Linked DNA regions of Homo sapiens: region 2 is linked to region 1. The links are chromatin loops, found by intact Hi-C in ENCODE. Cell type or tissue: K562. All regions are shown on one strand. Each heading gives the region's core, and the rest is flanking DNA. Links, peaks and the distances in the headings are about the cores only.

Region 1 (10,159 bases), core at 1-8,000:
ATTTCTCACCTTGGACTGGAGAGAGGCTGCTGACCAGCAGCATGAGAAGCAGAGATGTCGAGATGAACTTCATTCTGTCTGGAGGTAGAGTTCAGACTTGAGCTCTGAGTCCAGGCTGTGGGTTTGCAGTACCAGAGACTCCTATTTATTTATACCAGTAAGGGCCCTCCCACTGCCTTTGTCTCCAGTAGGTCAGCTGCATCATCAGCTTTAAAAGCCCCCAAATATTGCTGAGCTTGCTTTTTTAAAACTTCTCTTGCAAACTTTATAAATTTGTTTCAGAGCACTATAATAAAATATTTCTTGCAAACATGGACTATAAGTGCCAGAGACACTGGAGAAATCTGAGGGTGGGGAGAAAGGATAATCTATCAGCTTGGAAGCTCCAAAGCACTGTCTTTAGTAGCGCTATTGGTGATGGTGGTTTTGAGTGCTTCTCTCAGTGCAGGGTGAGCCAGGTTTCTCAGTGGCATTAGATATATACTCCATGACATTGGGGACTCCGTCGAGCGCATCACGTCCCTAGCATGTGGAAGGGATTCCGGCCTTTGGTAGGTGCTCAGTAAATATTTGCACAGCAAATGAATGTCTCTTTATATACAGATCCTAACGCTGATTATGCTATTGATTTTCCTACCAGTCTTTTCCATCTCTTATTTTGCTATCTGAAATATATGATTACTTATATAATCTGACCATCATGGAATTCTTAGAAGGGGGCAGTAGGAGTCCCCTGCTTTGTGTGCCTGTGTCTGCATGAAGGGAGGGAGACAACAGCCTTGAGGAAGAGAATCTCTCTGGCTGTCGTGTGCAAGTCCATGAGCTTGAGAACCATGTGGCAGGGGAGGGAGTCATTAGAACTGCATTAGAGGGTGAACCCCATATTACAGTCTGACATAAACATATGTGAAGTTAGGTTTTGATCCCACCAACTAGTCCATGGGGACAATCAGCCCACAGCTTATCCCATTTTCTAGAAGCTCTTTGATTAAAAAAAAAGTATGTAGACTGGCTAGTCTGGCCTAGAGTACCACTAAACTGCCCTGGAAGTGGACAAGGATGATGTATCAAACCAGACCCACTGATCTGCTAAGAAATCAGAGGTTTGGGCTTCCTGGCGCGATTTCCTAAACAATTTGGTTTTTGCTAATCAATTAGCATTGTGGATGTTTAGCATCCCAGGTGCCTCAGTATTCATGGGGGTAGAAGTGGAGGAGTGGTAATGCCACACAACCTTCACACAAAAGCAGTTCTCCAGTCAGCCTGAACGCAGTGACAGGGCACTCATTGATCTTGAGGCAGGTTATTCTATTGTTTGGCACTTCTAGTTGTTACGATGTTCTTCCTTATGTATATGTGAAAGCTGCTTCCCTAGCAGTTTGTTTATGCTTGTGTTGTGATAAGGGGTTGAATTTTGTCCTAATTCAACCCCTTATCACAACACAAAACAATTCTAAACAGTCTTCTATATGATGGCAATCCAAATATATGAAGGCAGGGTGTGCCAGTTGTGTCCTCTGCAAAGCAGATGCTGAGATGGACATTGGAGTAAAAGAAGGTTATTCAGAACAACTCCTGCGATAGACAGAAGGAGGAAGGAGGCTGAATTGGGCAGGGGGAGCCTCAGATTGCAATGCTGATCTGGTGAAGTCTACAACAGCTCAGTGGGGAGCTCCAGAGGAAAGACTGTTTATTAGAGGGGCCCATGGTGGGCAGAAATGTTCAGACTCTTCTACCCCAACCGTGCTCGGTCCTTAGCTGGGCCTCCTCAGAAACAACATGGTCTCTGGTTGAAAGCTGAAGCAGAGCCCGAGGAGGTTATCAGTAGAGGCTGTCAGCTAACTGCACTCCTTGCCGCTGGCCAGCAAGTTATTTCTTTAAGAGAGAGTTGAGTAGGCCACCTTTGAGTGTCACTCAGGGTTATAAACTAGAGGTTAACAGCACAAAGTCTGAGCTCAGCCTGGCAATGACTTTGGACAGGTCACTTAATTTCTCTATGCCTCATATTTACCACTTTCCACATGAGGATAATAGGAATTCCAAAGGGTTGTTTGGAGAAGAAAGCACCTGGTATATGTAGAGGGTTCGGCCAAATACTGGCATGTAGAATGTATTCAATAAATAGCCTGCCTGTCTGTCTGACTATCTAATCTGTTTGGGAAAAAACTGCTCCATTGCTTCTACATTTCTCAAAGTGAGGTGTTTAGGGATTTAACTCTTCAATCCATCCACCACCCCCATCCATCCATCTGTCCATCCATCCATAAAAGATCTTACTAACTTCCACTCCAAAACCCACTTCAAAAGTAAATACTCCTATTTCTTTGAATTGATAACAGTTTGAAACTCTCTCACCATCTTGGTTTACCTTTTTGAAACCTGTTGATCTTTTCCATTGTTCCTCATAAATTATAACTACCTTCCCTTTTGCCTCTCCATCACACTCTCTGACTCACAGCCACAGACACGCATACACTTAAATGCATACATCTGAACATTGTATTACCTCAATTATGGCTTTGCCAGTACAAGCTAGAGGAAGCCCATTACCTCCTTTGTCCTAGCACTATTCTTCTATTAATAGATTCCTAGACTGAATAACATTATTCTAGTCACTTATATTGAGTTGGTAGGCAATAACATTCCTGTTTTTGAATGGTCAATTTCTTACAGTGTCTAATTCATTTCACTCTTTTGTGATATGATCTTGAGACCCAAGTATAGAAGTTTTACATTTACCTCTAAGTACTATATATTTTCTTGTGAGAGCAAAAAAATGAGTGATACTGACAAGAACGGGAAGAGTATAGGGACAAAGTTACCTGAAAGAGAGCTCTGAATAAACCTAGGAAACTCCTAAATTGGCTGCTATTAAAAATAGGACCACCAGGTCAAGGAACTAATTGCAGAACAATTCTAAAATCTGACTTCAGTTTCTTTAATGCCCAGAGCTCTGGATTTAGCTTATTTAGACCAAAGAAGCCTTATTCATGTCTGCCCTAAGATGGGGCTGGAGGTTGGGCAGCTCTCTGATAGCCAGATGATTCTAGAAGTTTCAAGTCCAACACTACATGATATCTTATGGTAGAGGTATAAATTTCAAAAACTCTGATGACAAGAAGAAAAAATATTTAAACAAATAGATTTAAAACTCAAATGGAAACAATTTATTTTTAAAATAGATTTTATAGATACCCTTGTTTAGAAACATAAAAATACATAACTTGGTTTATATCAAACCTGATTTTTATCATCAGATACATAAAATGAGAAAATTATAGGGAAGTTTTTTTTTTGCTTCACTTTGGAATCGAATCAGATTTTCTTTCCAGACCCAAGCATAACTGGGTAATTTAGAACCTTGGTACTTAAATTGTGATCCAAGGACTGGCATCATTAACTTCACCCGAGAGCTAGTTTAAAATGTAGAATCTCAGGTCCTGCATTCAACGAGATTCTCAGGTGGTTTGAATGCATGGGCCTGGTCTAACATAAGCTGCATAGTTTGCTGTGGCATGCTATTTCTGGATAAAGATATTATGCACATTCAAATTATCTTCAGAGATATGTTTGGACAAGACATTTCCTCAGAAAATGATGCATAGATACCTTATTTTAGTAAAAGTGGACAGGACACATCCACTGTAGATGTCAGTACTCACTGACATCTAAATGCAGAGCAGTGACAAGAAGGAAACTCTCTCTCAAGATATCAAAAAGTGAAATGTCACTAAAACAGTGAGATGGCATAATTGGACAAAGTATCTGACAATCTAGGTAGTCAACAGGTATTAAACAGAGAGTTAACGGTAGAGTTTCACAGTGATTAAATAAAGTAGTTTGTAGTAAGAGATAGGACAAATGTCACTGTGATACAATTGAGAACATTTTCTTTCATGCCACTCAACTAGAAAACAGAAACTTACTGTATCCTGTTAACACATGTTTTAACCTGCTGAACATCTGACATCTGTTTGCTCCCACATAACTTTCAGCACAATAGAAAAGTATTATAACCTTGGAGGTGAGAGCTCAGGCTCTGAAATCAGACTGGCTCGGTTTGTATCCCGACTCCAACACTTATTTGCCTTGTTAACTTCCCCAGGCCACCAGTATCAGTAACATCATCTCAGGGGATTGTGTAGGTTACATAACAGTGCTTGGAAAGTGTTTTACTCAGTGTTGGGCAAATAGCAAACACTTCAATAACTGTTAGCTGTTTCTTTTTAACCTTTGTGAAAACACAAAAACGTGAAGTACATGAAAAAGTAACTTTGCTTAGTTTGCAAGTGAAGCTCCTGCTGTGAATTAAAATGTCACAGCATTTAGGTTTCCAGTAGGCACATAGGTGATACTTTGAGATTATGACTCCAGAGTTCTCTGGTTAAAGAGCTGTTCTTCTTTGACGCTGATCATCCACACTTTGTTTTTACCTACTCTCCTCACAAGTTACTTGTAGAGGTTTGTTATTTCATACAAATGTACTGAAGTTTTACACAGGGGGTGTTTTATTTTTTTTCATCATTTTCTTTTTATTTTACCATTTTTTAAACAGCTTTATTGAGGAATAATTTATATAAAAAGAACTGCACATATTCAGTGTCTGCAATTGGATGAGTTTGGACAGTGCAAATCCTGTGCATTTTGCCATCATTTTCATCTTGAGCGAGCTGCTTTCAACAGCCTATTTTTTGCCACACCATGATTTCAAGACCTATACCTGCAGAAAAGACATTTTTCAAAGGTAATTAAATTCATATTTCAAGTGTTGTTTAAACCCAACTTAAATGCAGGGAAGCCACCACAAACCTAAAACGTGTGTACCGAAAGCTATTACCTTGTAGGGTGGTGATTCCCCAAGAGACTGCTAGGTGGCAGCATTACTTACAGAAACAGTTTGCGGGAAGGAAAAGGTCTGTCCTCAGGTAAAGAAGACCCTGCCTGTGTGCTGACCAGAAGGGGTGTGTTGCATTATTTCAACATTCAAATCATTTATTTGATTTGACTTATTGCTTTAAAAATATTGTGAGGTTTGAGATTTTTTTGATTAGGCTGAAATATTCATGAAGGAGGGGAGAAAAACCCCTAAAAATCTGAAATAGTCCAACAAATTCTTGCCCAAATCCAACTCCTTATTCCTGAGGTTGCAAAATCAGATTGCATATTGGTCCTCTGGCATGAGATCACATTCGGCCTCAGCAGTGGCTGGGCTTGTACCTTCTGTGATTAGAAAGATTTCTGAGAACAGTGAGGCCACCACATACCAATGTCAAAGTGATCAAGCAATTGTGCTTTTGCTTTTAAAGCATAGTGCATGCAGTGAGCATTAGCAAAATACTCATCTTGTTTCTCCTCTACTGACGCTATAATGTAATCATATGTCATCATATATAATCATATGTCATGTAGATAATAAGTCATCATCTACTTTTCTCATTCGGCATATATTTATGTTATAACCATCAATGAAGACCTGGACATTATAAATAAAAGTCAATAGTTTCATTTTCCAGCAAGAGAACCCTTATGCAATTTTGAAAGTTTTTGGCATATCACTTTGTTCCCTTGATATCAGCTAATCTGCAAACCTCAGGTGCCCCCAAGTAATCTTCTCAGTGTCATATTGCTTTGCTCTTTTCTCTTCTTCATCTAACTAGCTATTCCGCTCCTCTCACTGTGTACTCTCTCCCTAGGGGTGTGTGTCTCTTCCCAGTCCTTCAAGTTTACATGTAAGTCCTCTCACATTGGTATCTATTCAATAGCCTAATTACTGGTCATTTCTTCATAGAGGCCTCCTAGATACTTCTCACTAATCATATTATCCCCAAACTGAACTTAGTGTCCTCAAAACCTGCTCTATCTCCAATATTCCAAGTCTTAGTAAATGGTATCATCATTCACCCAGTTGCTCAAAAATTTGCTTAAAAACCAGGGAAGTTATCTTGAACTCCTTCATCGCCTTTAATCCCCATATCTATTTGGTCTCTAAGAGCTGGCACTTGTATATCTTAAAATAGCCTGACTTTCTCCACTTTCCTCCCGTTTCACTGCTAGAAACTATTCCCAGCCACCATTGTCCAACTACTTCAATAGCTTGCTAACTGCTCTTTTCCCATCCCCAATCCCAATCCACTTTCCACACTGCAGCCAGAACCATCTTCTCAAAACACAAAGCTGTTTGTGTCTTTGCTGTGCTGCAAAGGCTTCCCACTATCCCCTGTGTGGAGAAGTCCTTAGTGGATCCTGGTGCTCTCTCCAACTTCCTCTGCTGCCTCATCCCTTTGCTGTCCACCCCAGTTCTCACAGATGGGGTTGAGGACTCTTTGCAATCACTTTGACCACCACTAGGGGCCTGAAGTTCACAGGTTGAATATCTTCTCCAAGTACTCCAATTTACGTTCCAAATGAATACAGTCGGCCTTCCTTATCCATAGGGTTTCACATCTGTGGATCCAACCAACTGTGAATCAAAAATATTTTAAAAAGGACCATGTCTGTTCTGAACATGTACAGATTTTTTTCTTGTCATTATTCCCTAAACAATATAACTATTTACATAGTGTTTACATTGTATTAGGTATTATAAGTAATCTAGAGATGATTTAAAGTATACAGGAGGATGTGCACAGGTTATATGCAAATACTACCCCATTTTATATCAGAGACTTGAGCATCTATAGATTCTGGTATACACGGGAGTCTTGCAACCAATCCTCACGGATACCAAGGAAGGTTCATTGGCAGTACCTAGATATTGTTAATGTTTTTTTTCCTCTAGCTCTACTCCTAAGACTCCATTTTTATTTACCTTCAGTAATAGTGTTGGGGCTGGCCGGGTGCGGTGGCTCATGCCTGTAATCTCTGCATTTTGGGAGGCTGAGGCAGGTGGATCACCTGAGGTCAGGAGTTCAAGACCAGCCTGGCCAATATGGTGAAACCCTGGCTCTACTAAAAATACAAAAATTAGTCGGGCATAGTGGCAGGTGCCTGTAATCCCAGTTACTATGGAGGCTAAGGCAGGAAAAATCACTTGAACTCGGGAGGCAGAGGTTGCAGGGAGCCGAGATCATGCCATTGTACTCCAGCCTGGGTGAGACTCCATCTCAAAGAAAAAAAAAAATCATTGTGTTGGGGCTAGGCCAAAAATGGGACATGAATATTTTCAAAGCTTAGAGTTGGGCGACACCTCACCTTCCTTCTGTAGAATGTGTTCACTATGGAGTCTCAATGTGTTAGTGTATAACGAAGAAAAGTTTTCCGCAATAACCTGCCACTCTACTATATTGCCTCTCCCTTTCTGGTGGTGTAGCATCTCTCATGAGGCATCTTCCAGATTCCATAACATCTTTTTGTCACTTTTTGTTATTCAAATAGTCTTATTTCTTTGTTGAATAAATTTCAATGTTTGATTCAAAGCTCTTCTCTCTTCCAGCTAACATAGATGAAAACTTTGACTATAGAGGCTTGGAGTGGGTGAGAAAAGCATAGTCTGGTTGTTCTATACTTCCCCTTCCCTCTTCCAGGCTCTGAAAGGGACGAAGGGATTGGGGATGGAATGGTTATCTTTCATGGCAAGACGACAGGCACTATCCAGCCCTGTTACTCCCCACTGCTCTCTGTTAACTCTATGGATGTGGCTGAATCTCTCTGCAGAGTCTCCCTAATACAGTGCAAACTAATATGGCAGACTCGATTCTGAACCAACGGCTTCCGCAAATCTTCAGCTGCTACCACAGGAGCATATTCCACAGCCCCTTGTTGCTGGGATCCCCTTGCTCCATGCCAGTCCTTTGGAGGCAGTATACTGTCAAGACAGGCAAGCCTGGTCATCTCCCGCAGTGTCCACATGACCCACAGAAGACTTGCTTTGCCAGACAGTAGAAAAACAGGCTGACTCAATGGTTCCCTTTTCTCAGCTTCTTGTCTTCCTGTCTCCCCTTCTCCAAGCTCCAATGACATCAAGCACTCTGCTGCTTTAGTGGCTTGCCAAAGTTCCGAAGAGAAATGAGAGGGCAGGGATTCTCTTATACACCTGGCAGTCTCCCAAAGCTCTCTCACCTCTCCTAGTCTTTTCATTTCATTGACTTAGGTGCTGGTGGTGGGCAGGTGCCTCTTGGTAGTCCCTGTGGGTGGTCAGCCTTGGTGCTGCTGGTGCTTTGGACATAGAATGTGGCCACAGAGCAGATCCTGTTGCCCACCCAAGAGCCATTTGTGCACTTCCACCATTCTAATAGACCCTATTCATTTGAATATTCAACTTCTTCCATATTCCAAGACTCTTGGTGGGGAAATCTTTATTTTCTTAAGCCAACCATGAGAATTTCACTTTTCTAAGGAATTGGGGTCTGGGAAAGAACTTTTTTACTTTAGCTCTTAAAACAGGGATAATGTAAAAGGCGGCCCCTTCCTGCCTTAGGAAATTGTCCTCAGGCTAGATTCACTCATGGCACAAAGTGGCTGCATCAATTCCAGATGTTACATCCAGGTTCAACAAAACCAACACATGGAGAAGCTCCTTGCCAAAAGAATGGAAATCTTTTTTAAAATGACATATTGCTTTAGTTTATGCAAAAAGATTAAAAAATATACTATTCAAAATGAATGCATTCCTTTTGCCCCCAGGGGAAAACCTAAGTATCAATACATTAAAAAAAATATGATTTACACAATTAGCTGGGAAGTCTACAGAGCTTCAATCTAATAATCAGTAAAATATTCCCTCTGAATCAATTAAAAATGTTTTTAAGTAATCTATCATTTTTTAAATGTTTCTCTATTTCCCCCACCTCCTCACCCTTGATAACCACTACTCTGCTTCTATATGTTTGACTGTTTTGGATTTCACATATAAGTGAGATTATGCAATATGCTTCTTTATGTGTCTGGCTTATACTACTTAGTGTAATGTCCTCCAGGTTCATTCGTGTTCTTGCAAATGGCAGCATTTTCATCTTTTTAAAGGCTGAATAATACTCCACCGCATGTATAGATCACATTTTTCTTTACCCGTTCTTCCATCAATAGACACTTAGGTCATTCCCACGTCTTGGCTATCGTGAGTAATGCTGCAATGAACGTGTGGATGCAGATATCTCTTCAGGGTATTGACTTCTTTCTTTTCTTCTTTTTCTTTTCTTTTTTTTTTTTTTTTTTGAGACAGAGTCTCACTCTTGTTGCCCAGGCTAGAGTGCAATGGCGCGGTCTCAGCTCACTGCAACCTCTGCCTCCCGGGTTCCAATGATTCTCCTGCCTCAACCTCCCCAGTAGCTGGGACTAGAGGCACCCGCCACCATACCCAGCTAATTTTTGTATTTTTAGTAGAGATGGGGTTTCACCATGTTGGCCAGGCTGGTCTCTAACTCCTGACCTCAGGTGATTCGCCCACCTCAGTCTCCCAAAGTGCTGGGATTACAGGCATGAGCCACTGTGCCCAGCCCAAGGTATTGATTTCATTTTGTTTGGGTGTATACACAGAAGAGGGATTGCTGGAGCGTATGATAGTTCTATTTTTAATTTTGGAGTAACCTCCATACTATTTTCCAAAATGACTGTACTAATTTACACTCCCACCAACAGTGTACGTGTTCCCTTTTCGCTACACTCTTGCCAACAGTTACCTCTTGTCTTTTTGATAATAGCCATACAAACAAGTGGGAGGTGATACAGAGATGGTCTTACTCAAGACAAAACCTATACCTAGCAATTTTGGTTACTTAGAAAATCATCTTAATGGACACACACTGTTAGTGTTTTTGCTTGTCAGCTTTAGATCTTAGCTCCCTTCCGGGACAACAGGAAAAATTCCATTGTATTTCTTGTTATACTGCCTTCTATCTGCCTCAGTAATATGAAAAGGGACTTTGTTTTGTTTGCAAAAAGTAACAATTTGTTGAGTATGATTAGGTCAACAGAGGGAGTGGTTAATTCCCCATTTGTACCCAAGCTGAAAGACTGTTTGGACCCATGGGAGAGGTGTTTGAGTGCCAAATTGAGGAGCCTCTATGTGATCACATCTCTGGATGCAAGCATGCTTGTTTGGAGCCCAGGGGACATTGTCTTAGGAAGTGGGACAGAAAACTGGGGAGAGAGTCCTTCCCTCTAACTGCTCTGCAGACAACAGTATAGCTCCAAGACTGTGAAGGCTCAGGGTGACAGAACA
Region 2 (10,159 bases), core at 1,052-9,051, 360 kb after region 1:
GGCTCAGGTGCACCAGGAGTAAGACTTCCTTTGTCTCTTCTACCCTCCATGGTATCAGATTAAACTCTCAACCCCACCACCCTCTGGATGGGAAGTTCTAGGCACTCCCTTCATGACAAATGCTTTGCACTAATCATTCAAGTTTTTTTCCCTTCCAAATGCTCTTCTGGAAACATCAGTTCTAGCAATATCTTCTAGGGTTTCAGCGGCATGCCCATCCCTGAACTAGTCACTGTAGTCAGGAGAGAAGGGTCGGGACATGGCATACCTTAAGCTGGAGTCAGATCTATGGGGAATGGTCGATTTCTCCCTAAGGATGTCAGAGTGTGTGTAGCTGCCAACGTGGGCATCAATATTGAAGTACCTGACAAGTGTCCTAGGTAAGGTGCTGACAGTGTACGATCAACTAGGCTATCTGAGTTTTGGTCAACCTACTCGCTAAGGAGTTCCCTCTTAACATTCAGGTCCTGCTTTGGCTTGTTATTGTCCCTTGAGACCTCACAACGTGGACTCCCTGATAAGAAAAATTTGGGGGACTACAAAATGTATCTAGCTACACAGCCTTGGGATGCCTAGTCAAAAAACAAAGATCCACTTTCTGATCTGAGCAACTCATGAAAGGGGTATATCACATAAGCAACAGCCTCTCAGGCAGCTAAGGAAACAGGTATCCTCAAGTACCTGAGATTATCTTTTTCGACACTCATACCAAAGAAGCAACCCTATTAACTTATCCTACAATATGTCCAGGAATAAGTGACTCCACTGAATTTCCAACAAGTTTTTTAGCCAGACAGAAGACCACTTGACCAGCCTTACCAAAGACTTGCTGAGTTGAAACCTACAACTCACGCAATTCAGGCATTTAAGTAGTCCAAGTTTCCCAGTGCTCGGTGCAACTGGGATCAGGAGTAATTTCAGGAGCCAATTTCCTTCAACCCCATGGGATCCAGACTAGCAACATGAGGATCCATTCTCTGCTTCAGACTTAAGTGGGTTCTAAACCCTCTTGAGTGCCCTGGGATTTACAACCACATCCTAGGCTTCTTAGGTAGAGGTCTGGTGGCCATAGGACCCAAACTCCACTCAGATGCCTGCAGTGAAGAGTAATTGACCAGCAGCATCCCTGTCATGGCACAGCAGCCGAGCCTAAGGCAAGCTCATTGCTGCAAAACAGGGGACTCCACTCGTGAACAACGTGATGGTTAATACTGAGTGTCAACTTGATTGAAGGATGAAAAGTATTATTCCTGGATGTGTCTGAGTGTGTTGACAAAGGAGATTAACATTTGAGTCAGTGGACTGGGGGTGGCAGACCCACCCTCAATCTGGGTAGGTACCATCTAATCAGCTGCCAGCATGGCTAGAAGAAAGCAGGCAGGAGAAGATGGAAGAATGGACTCACTGAGTCTGCTCTGGCCATCTTTCTCCTGTGCTGGATACTTCCTGCCCTCAAATATCAGACTCAAAGTTCTTTAGCTTTTGTACTCTTGGATTTACAAGAGTGGTTTGCCAGAGGCACTCAGGCCTTTGGCCACAGACTGAAGGCTGCACTGTCTGCTTCCCTACTTCAGGTTTTGGGACACAGACTGATCCACCACTGGCTTCCTTGTTCCTCAACTTGCAGATGGCCTATTGTGGGACTTTACCTTGTAATCGTATGAGTCAATTCTCCTTAATAAGTTCCCTTTCATATAAACATATTAGTTCTGTTCCTCTAGACAACCCTAATAAAAGCAATGATGAGTCTAAGACTTACCATTGGCCAACCCAAAGCTCTTGTTTCACTTTACCACAATCTGAGGCTACCTAGCTACCTTACTTCATTCTTCATTCTGTACTTTGTGAGATTAAATGCTCTCCTGCAGCTTGTCTAAGGTGTCATTTCTGATCAATTCCTCAATGCCCAACCCTGTGTAGGCATTTGCTTCTCCTAGGACCCAGCTCAACCCAAGAATTCATTAGTATTCCCTGTAACCCTGGGCTCAAAGACCTAGAACCCAGCAAGGCCCTTATACCACCCCTCAACCTTCATGGTTAGATATTTCCCCACCCAAATCTCATCTTGAATTGTAGCTCCCATAATTCTCACATGTTGTGGGAGGACCTGGTGGAAGATAATAAAATCATGGGGATGATTTCCCCCATACTGGTTTCATGGTAGTGAATAAGTCTCATGAGAACTGATGGTTCTGATGGTTTGATCAGGGGAAACCCCTTTCGCTTGGTTCTCGTTTTCTTTGCCAGCCACCATGTGAGACATCCCGTTGCTCTTCCTTTAGTCTTCCACCATGATTGTTGGAAGGCCTCCCCAAGCCATGGGGAACCGTGAGTCAATTAAACCTCTTTCCTTTATAAATTACCCAGTCTCGGGTATGACCATTGGCAGTGTGAAAACGGACTAGTAAACCTATCTCTGCTTTACACCAAATCACAAATCAAAGCTGACATAGGCCCAGGAGCCCATACTTTATCTGGAAGAAATATCCAGATTATGACAGTAAGGCCAAAGACAGGAGACAGATGATCAAAGTGGTAAAGGCACCAACAGTTCCATCTTATACTTTGCCAACATCTGTAGTTCCATGTCTACACCAAAGGGTCCCTGATACTAAAATATGGGACAGAACTATCCACAAGGGCTGACAGCAGCAATAGCTCAGGCAGAAGTAAAGGAAACCACAGAAAGTCTTTGGCTGTGTCTTTTCCTTCATTCTTCTATCTAGACTCTTTCCAAGGAAAAACCATCATACCCTCTAAGGGCAAAGCATCAAGTCGTACTGAGCCATTAGACACTGACGGCCAAGGGTAATTCAAGGGCACTTCTCATCCTGTACAGTGACTTTGTGTGTCAGCTGCATTTGACATTGACCATGCATAATAGCATGTAGCATTGTACCATCGCTCTGGAAGCATTTCCCTGTACCAGATCACCTCAATAAGCCAGACAGGACACCACTTAGCTGGCTACACACTGGCTATTGGAACGGACAAGTGCTGCATTGCTGTTCTACCTGATGACACTGCATACATGCATGGGTTTACCATGCTGTTTTTCACATCCTGATAACATTGCATTGGGATTCACGGGGCTATGTAAGAGTAAGCAGAGGATAGGTTTGGTGCCTTTAAAGCTGCTGCTGGGATTAGAGATCCATGCAAATTACCTGCAACTTCATGTTCAGGCTATGTGTCAAAGATAGCTGGCTATAGTTGGTGCCACAATGCCCTTGTTGATATCCTTTACAGCTTAAGTTGATGGCCTGGACAGCCACTGATGGTTCAAGAGAGCATATATAGCAAAAGAGTTGCAGATATACTTGTAACAGCTAGTAACTTGAAGTATTTTGAGTCTGCCCTGATTCTTATTTCCAGGGGTAATTGACCAAACTGATTTTGGAATGCTTGGAAGTCACTTGAAGCAACTGGACCCAAATGGTTTCCTTATGCCAAAGCCACACATCACCCAGATGCATTCAAGATCACGGAGACTCCTTTTGTTATACCTTGTGTCTGCCATATTCTACCACGCTGCCAAATTCTACTATGAGGAATTACCAGAAATGCAAACCAATACCTGGTAGGATACCAGAGAAAGCTTAGAGATGCTTACAGGAGAGAATTAACTGGTCTATCTACCTTCATGGACAAGCACTCTGCACGCATGTGGAGTCACACACCGAATGCTCCAGGCAACCTCTCAGGGGGAGAGAGAGGTGGTTCAATCAACCAAGACACACTAAAAATTCAGGGTATTTCTGAAGATTTAACTCCTAGGAATTTCCACATCACTGTCTTCCCTGCTGGGCCTGGGAAGAAGCAAACAGGCAACACCACAAGGCTATCTTGAAAGAATTTTGGTTTTGGGATAAAGCCCAAAGGCGAGCCTGCAAACCTTAAGCCGTCACATTCAGAAGATACAGAAGTAGCAAAGGTATTACTTGGAGACAAGGAGAGCCCTGTTGCCTATTCACCTATTCTTTTCTTCCTGTAACAAAGATAATGAACCCTATCTTGGGGCCATGTCCATATCTCCTCAAATTCCTTTTGCCATTTCTCTGTAATCCTCAACGTTGGATACCTGTGTCTTTAAGAGGCAGCATCTGCAGTTGTTCGAGCACCTCCCTTGAGTTACTGGACCTATTTTACATGCACACCAACAGCCAGAAGTGCCCAAGATTACCACCTCTTACCCCCCACTAGACCAGGACCACCAGTAATAAATGCTGTCATATTCTCACATATGAAAGCCCAGCTCAAGCAATGGTGTAACCTCCAGCGCTCCTCTGTGAGAGGCAAGGGGATTTTGTCTGTGATCACAGCCTTGCTTGACTTACCTATCCCCTTCTTACTCATCCTGCCTCCCCAACTCCTTCACTGATTTCTTAGAAATACGTTGGTATTTCTAAGATCTCTGGTCCTGAGGAGTTCGTTACAGTTACCATATAGTTGGCTTCATAATTCTTGACAACTAATGACACTTCCAGGGTTGAAAGTCGCCTTGATTTCAGTGTTTGGAAGAAACAGACTGAGGATTTTTTCCTTCAGGCTCCTGGCACCTTCCAGTGGCTGTCTATGTTCTACCAAACATCTCCTGAAGTCCCTCTCATTATCATGAACCAGAAGCTTCCATGGTGATAATCCTACCTATCTAAAGTCACCACCTGCACATCTAACAGTTGGCTAAACTTTTCTATCCAAGAGTCACTATGGAAATTGAAAATGCACTTAGAGGACCCTGTGGGTGCACGCCAGCAAGTTCAGCTGCATGAGGGACAGCTGAGATACAGATGAGCTGCATGCATCAGTTCAACCAGGCACACATCTCATGTTCACTAATTTGCCGTGCCTTGTCACTTATCCTCACGTTAAGAGGTTAGCATGATGCTTAACAGACCCAAGAAAACTATGTTACAAGGAAAACTATGCTGTAAACCATACTGATGGTGAAAGCATGGACACTAAAGCCTTATATTCATTCCTTCACTTGAATTTATGCATGAGAAACAGCGTTATCTTGGTTCTGGAAGAGGTACCTTGAAAGACATGCCGTCCTCCACTACTGTGGCAATCCACTCTAAGGTGTACACCATTCGCATATCGAGGAATTCACTGGCTTTTCTCTAGCACTTTGTCCTGCTTTACCCCTTTTTCTGTTTGCCATGGACGTCTGCTCATTCTGCTTTGTGTCATCTGCTTGGAGACCCATTTTCCATTTACATTAACCCATTCTTCAAAGCTCCCAGTTATCCCGAACTGTACACCCCAAGTGTCCCTCATAAGACCATTATAGTCAGTCACTGTTGGTTCTTGCTCTCTAAAAGCCCCTTAAGTTGCCCAGCCCAGGCTCCATCTGAAGGAGGTTGCTCAGGGAACACAGTTCTGTGATCGAGTACTGCCCTCTCCTGGCCAAAGCCCTGAACTCAGTCCCAGCGGGTCTGCCCCTCCAGTTCACCTGTGAGACTTGTCTGATTCTCCCCCAACCCACACCACGGCCCACCTGTACTGCCTGACACGAGGGAAGTACAGGACCTCTCACATCTAAGGCAAGGGAAACTGGAGAATCAGTTAACAGCGATGTCCTATGGACTCAGACCTCATACTACATTCCCTCAGAGGAAGCTCAAGTGTCACAGTCTACTTTCTCACTGTCCAAGAGTTGGTTCGTTTGAAATGTAGACATAAAATATAGGTCACAGAATGCACCGTTCTTGAACCTAATACCTGAGGCGGCTCACTGGATGCTTTCCTGTGGACACCCTACAGCCCACTGTAGCTGATGTGATTCTGAATGACGGAGGTTGTCTGATGCTATCTGCCTATGACTTAGATTTCTTTCCTCCAATGACACAGCAGTTCCCCACTCTGGACACAGATCAGCAATTGACCGAGGGGCTAGGGAGGCAGGCATACTATGTCCTCCAAGTGCACACCTCTTGTGAGCACTTAACCTTGGAATGCTAACCTATTAGGAACTTAACGAGATCAGCCTTCATGCTAAACTCGATACAGAGTCCTGAAAGGATATCAGACCTTTGATGTAACTTGTTGCTATAGATTTCTATCCCATCCTGTCACCACACTTTATCCAACAGGACTTCAGTTAAGGGTTTGCCACTTCAGATTTTCTGCCATCACCCCTCCACTGAAAAATGACAGCTGTCACTCAGTCTCATTACCTGATCCTCAGCATGAGGTCTGCCAACAGGCCTTGGCATTACCAATCACATCCCGCAATACCCAAGGGGCAGCTTATTTCCTTTAACTTTGCTGCTAAGACTCAGTTTTACTTCAAGAATTTCTTCATTATCAAGTAATCTCACAATATTTATTCAAAGGGCTCAGACACCAACAGCAGGTATCTTCCTGAGCCACAAACCTGGGCTCTGTAGGCATTTACAAGCCTGTGGCATCACTGAAACTGTGTTGGTATCAGGAAAGAGATCCCATTATTTCCCAAATGCTAGATGAAGACCATGTTTAAAGCATCTTGGCTGTACTCTGTGGCTGTGGCAGCCATGAAGATATGCCTCAGGCCATATACAGGAAAGTAACAAATCCAAGTGTTCCACCAAGAATTAAATTTGGTGGCAAAAGCAGCAGCTCAAGATTAGAATATGTATTGATGCCTGGGCAGTGACCAGTGCTTAAGCTACCTGGTCAGAGGCCTGGATAAAAAGACTGGAAAAATTAGAAGTCCAAGATGGGATGTATGGATGCTTAAGACTTGTAGATTTTTACATCACCTGTTAAGACACACTACAAGCCAGACGTTTTGTCTGTTTGGTGAACAGGCAAAATAGCTCTGCCACTGGGTATCGGCCAGGCTTTTTCAGCAGCTAATGGGTAAATGCATATTGTAGCCACGGTAGCAGACATGGAAGATAACATGTGTGCCCAACATGGACTGCCATTTCCTAGAGAAATTCTGGTTACCATTTCTTCTGAAAGACCCACTTGTCAGACATTGAATCTCAATGTATCAGTATAAGGAGACCAACTCACTACATGGTAGCAAGTTGACTACATTAAGCCCCTTCCCGTTCTGGGAAAGCCAGAAGTTCATGTTCACAGGAATAGATATCTCATGTTGATATGGGTTTGTCTCTCCTGCTTATGAAGTCTCAGCTACCTCCCACTCCGGGGACTCCTGTGCTTCATCCACAGGTATGGAGCCCCATACAGCAAAGTGTGTTACCACTGGATTGAGGTCACAAAAGATAGACAGGCCCCAGATCACAAGGTCTACCGGCCATATCACAAAACCATTTAGAGGCAGGGAGTCTCAGAATGGTGACACAGCCTTCAGGAAACAGAAGCATGGACTCCAAGTAAACATGCTGACATTTTGGGACACCATCCTTTATGAGGCAGTGTGTTAGAGGCATCTGTGTAATACTGTATCCCCTATAGGAAGACTACATGGATGCAGAAACTAAGAAGGTTAGTCATACTTTCCATCATTCCCTGTGAGCCACTGGGTTCACTGAGTTATCCTTGTGGGGTAACAGGAGGTGGTTTGTACATTAACATGTATGAATGAAACCTGGGTCATCTACTTGGGCATCTCCTGGTACTCCCTTGACCCACTGTAACTAATTCAACAACCTACCTTGAAAAGCTAGAGCTTACTAGTGGTTCAGGCCCCTTAGTATGAAGATTTTTATCCTACCAGCTAAGAACTAGCCCTCAGCCAAGGTTATAGCTGAGGGCTAAGAAAATTCAGAGTGGATAGTTGTTGTGGCAGATTAGTGTTCATTGCAACCTGGGATCAATCTAGACACAGGAGCTGCATTTCATCCCATGCATCCTTGAGTTCCCCTGAAGAGTCCTAAGGGACACAAAGTCACTCTTCTGTGGACCTGTGTAGAGAAGTAGAGCTGTATAGCACGGGAGCCAACTATGCTTATTAGAATGTCATTCTTCCCATGTGCTGCTTCATCCGATACTTGAGTGCAGCTAGGATGCTCAAGCAGCCCTGTTTAGGGCACTTGGGACTTCTGATGGGCAATTTGGGCTCTGGTATTTATCCTTGCCAAAACAATGTCACACACCTCAGTCTCAGCCCACTTCCTACCTAACATCTTTCCTTCAGAGTCAGGCCTGCATCATAGTCCTCTTCCCAGACTCTTCCAGCTCCCTCAGTTTCCCTCACAGAACTTTCCCCACCCCAAAGTTCTTGAGCATCTAACCCCACACCTTGGCATCTGCATCACAACACAAGCCAGCAGTATAGAAGTTTTGGGTTAAAACTACAACTTAAGTACTGGAGTAAGTTCAGATGTGGAAGTCAGCTTGTAGATCCCTATGGACACACCCAAGGCTACTCCATTCAGAATAGAGATGACCACCCATGCCAGGAGTCTACACCAATCCTGAATTGCCACAATGTGGCTTTTGGCCGTTTGCTTTATAAATTCCATGCTGACGTGTTATCTGAGGCATATGGATCCTCCCTTCCAGAAGTTACCCCCCACCCTTCCCAATTGTTTTACTATGTACCAAGTTATCTCACAATTGCTCAGATGCAGTTACCTTGTTCTGTTCTAGTCTTCTCACATTCTGTGTGCCATTTATTCTATTGACCCAGACGAACTCATGATTTTCCTGGGCATAGTTAGTTGTCTGTTCATGGCCCCCAAAGTCATCCTTAAGAGGTGGCTCTGAAAGCATCCAAAATTTGAGCGGCTGGAGGAACCCAGACTGAGCAATGAGGTTAGAACTCCGATCTGTCCCTTTGGTTTGGAAGCCCACGGGAACCAGGGTTCCCTGGAATCAGGTAATTCCAACTGGTGATGCCAACATGAGGGCTGCTGTTACTAATCACGACACCACTCAGTTAATCCCCAGTTTGGTTTGTGTTTATATTCAAAAGACTTAGTTCTTTGCTTTAACACTAGTCATTGCTATGGAAGTCACACAGGTGGTGATAAGCTTCTGAATTTGTATTCTCCAGGACATATTTGAGAGCAGTACTTTGTCTTTATAGATGTAGCATATATGCTTATGAGGTGGCTGCCAAGATAACGATCGAGACAGGTGTTCCTACCAGGAGGTAGTGCAAGGAGAGCAGTGTTCAGCAACAGGAAGGAGTGCCTATACCAATCCATCACCCTTGCCTTCATGACCACCCAGCTGAGCCCTCAGGCCACTTCCCTTGGACAGTGGTGAATCCAGCCATGGGGTTTCCTCCTGACAATTCTCGTTCTGCTCTGAGTCAAAACATTGAAGCCCTGTTGCCCCAAAAGGTACAAGAATTCCAGGACAAAGATGAGGTTGACTCGACTTCAACCAAATCATTTATCTGATTAGGACAGCCTGTGACTTCCTACTCACCACATAAGGCATGAAAATAAACCTTATTACTGCTTTTGAGGTTCATATTAGGTCTAGATGTTCAGTGTGTTTTCTGCCATGTGCTTTTACATAAACCTTTCAGGAATGAAAGGTTTGTTCTCCCAGCTACTGGATGCCCACAGGCAGGCAGGCAGATGTCAGCAGTCCGCCCCTCTTGGGCTTGGCTCACCAGAAGTCACACCTCTTCCTGGGTGGCTGGCATCCAATGTTCCACCTGAGATTAAAACTCCAGACCCCTCATCCCAATGCAGGCAGGATAGCTCTAAAAGGACCTTGGCTTCAAAACCCCCTGACAGGGTTGGCTTGAAGCTTCTTTGAAGAAGGCATCACAGCTCCACTTCTTCCTTTCCTTCGCTTTCACAGGTGTGGAGCCCAAGACCACTCCCTGGTGAGCTTCCTGAGGCTCACCTCCATCTGATGATCTGCTTCCTGGAAATCCCATCCATCCTCTGACAGTTAGAAACATGTGATTCACTTGTTCAGTGAACATGCTAGTCAAGCTGCTGTTCTAACATGAAATGGGGGCCAAGCACAGGAGTGTCTTCAGTAGGAACTGTACCTCCAGAACTTCAATTTCTACAGAAGATTCACCGACTGTTCCCCCAAAAAACAGTCCTGAAATCATGCCTAGGAGTTAAAGTGACTAAGAATGCAGCACAGGACCCCTGCACAGATAGGCCAGGTAGCCAAAGGTTGCCAATCATTGCATTACTGATGCTAAGGATTTTATTACTTGAAGAAAACCAGGAATAGGCTATTTGCAAAGATTCTAACTCTTGGGAATTCCCATATCACTATCTTC

Evidence for each region. A loop is a pair of places that touch in the nucleus more often than their neighbours do. Peaks named below come from ENCODE experiments on the same cell type or tissue, not always from the same donor. Only the 100,000 strongest peaks of a DNase experiment are listed, where the experiment ranks them.
Region 2: it touches region 1 in a loop (3-fold over the local background); 24 of 110 quality-filtered maps call a loop at or near these places.

The regions. Positions count from the first base shown.
Region 1 is chr4:77,595,780-77,605,938 of GRCh38, reverse strand. It overlaps CXCL13 (C-X-C motif chemokine ligand 13), which reads right to left and starts at 119. Exons shown (of 4, transcript NM_001371558.1): 1 at 10-119. The coding sequence starts at 73. In K562, for the core only: CTCF peaks have their summits at 4,865 and 6,338; DNase peaks (open chromatin) are centred at 4,858 and 6,308; H3K27me3 peaks cover 487 bases.
Region 2 is chr4:77,235,926-77,246,084 of GRCh38, reverse strand. No RefSeq gene overlaps it. Among named protein-coding and RNA genes, the nearest start is that of CCNG2, 84 kb to the right of the region's middle. In K562, for the core only: a CTCF peak has its summit at 5,402 (motif pointing left); a DNase peak (open chromatin) is centred at 5,424.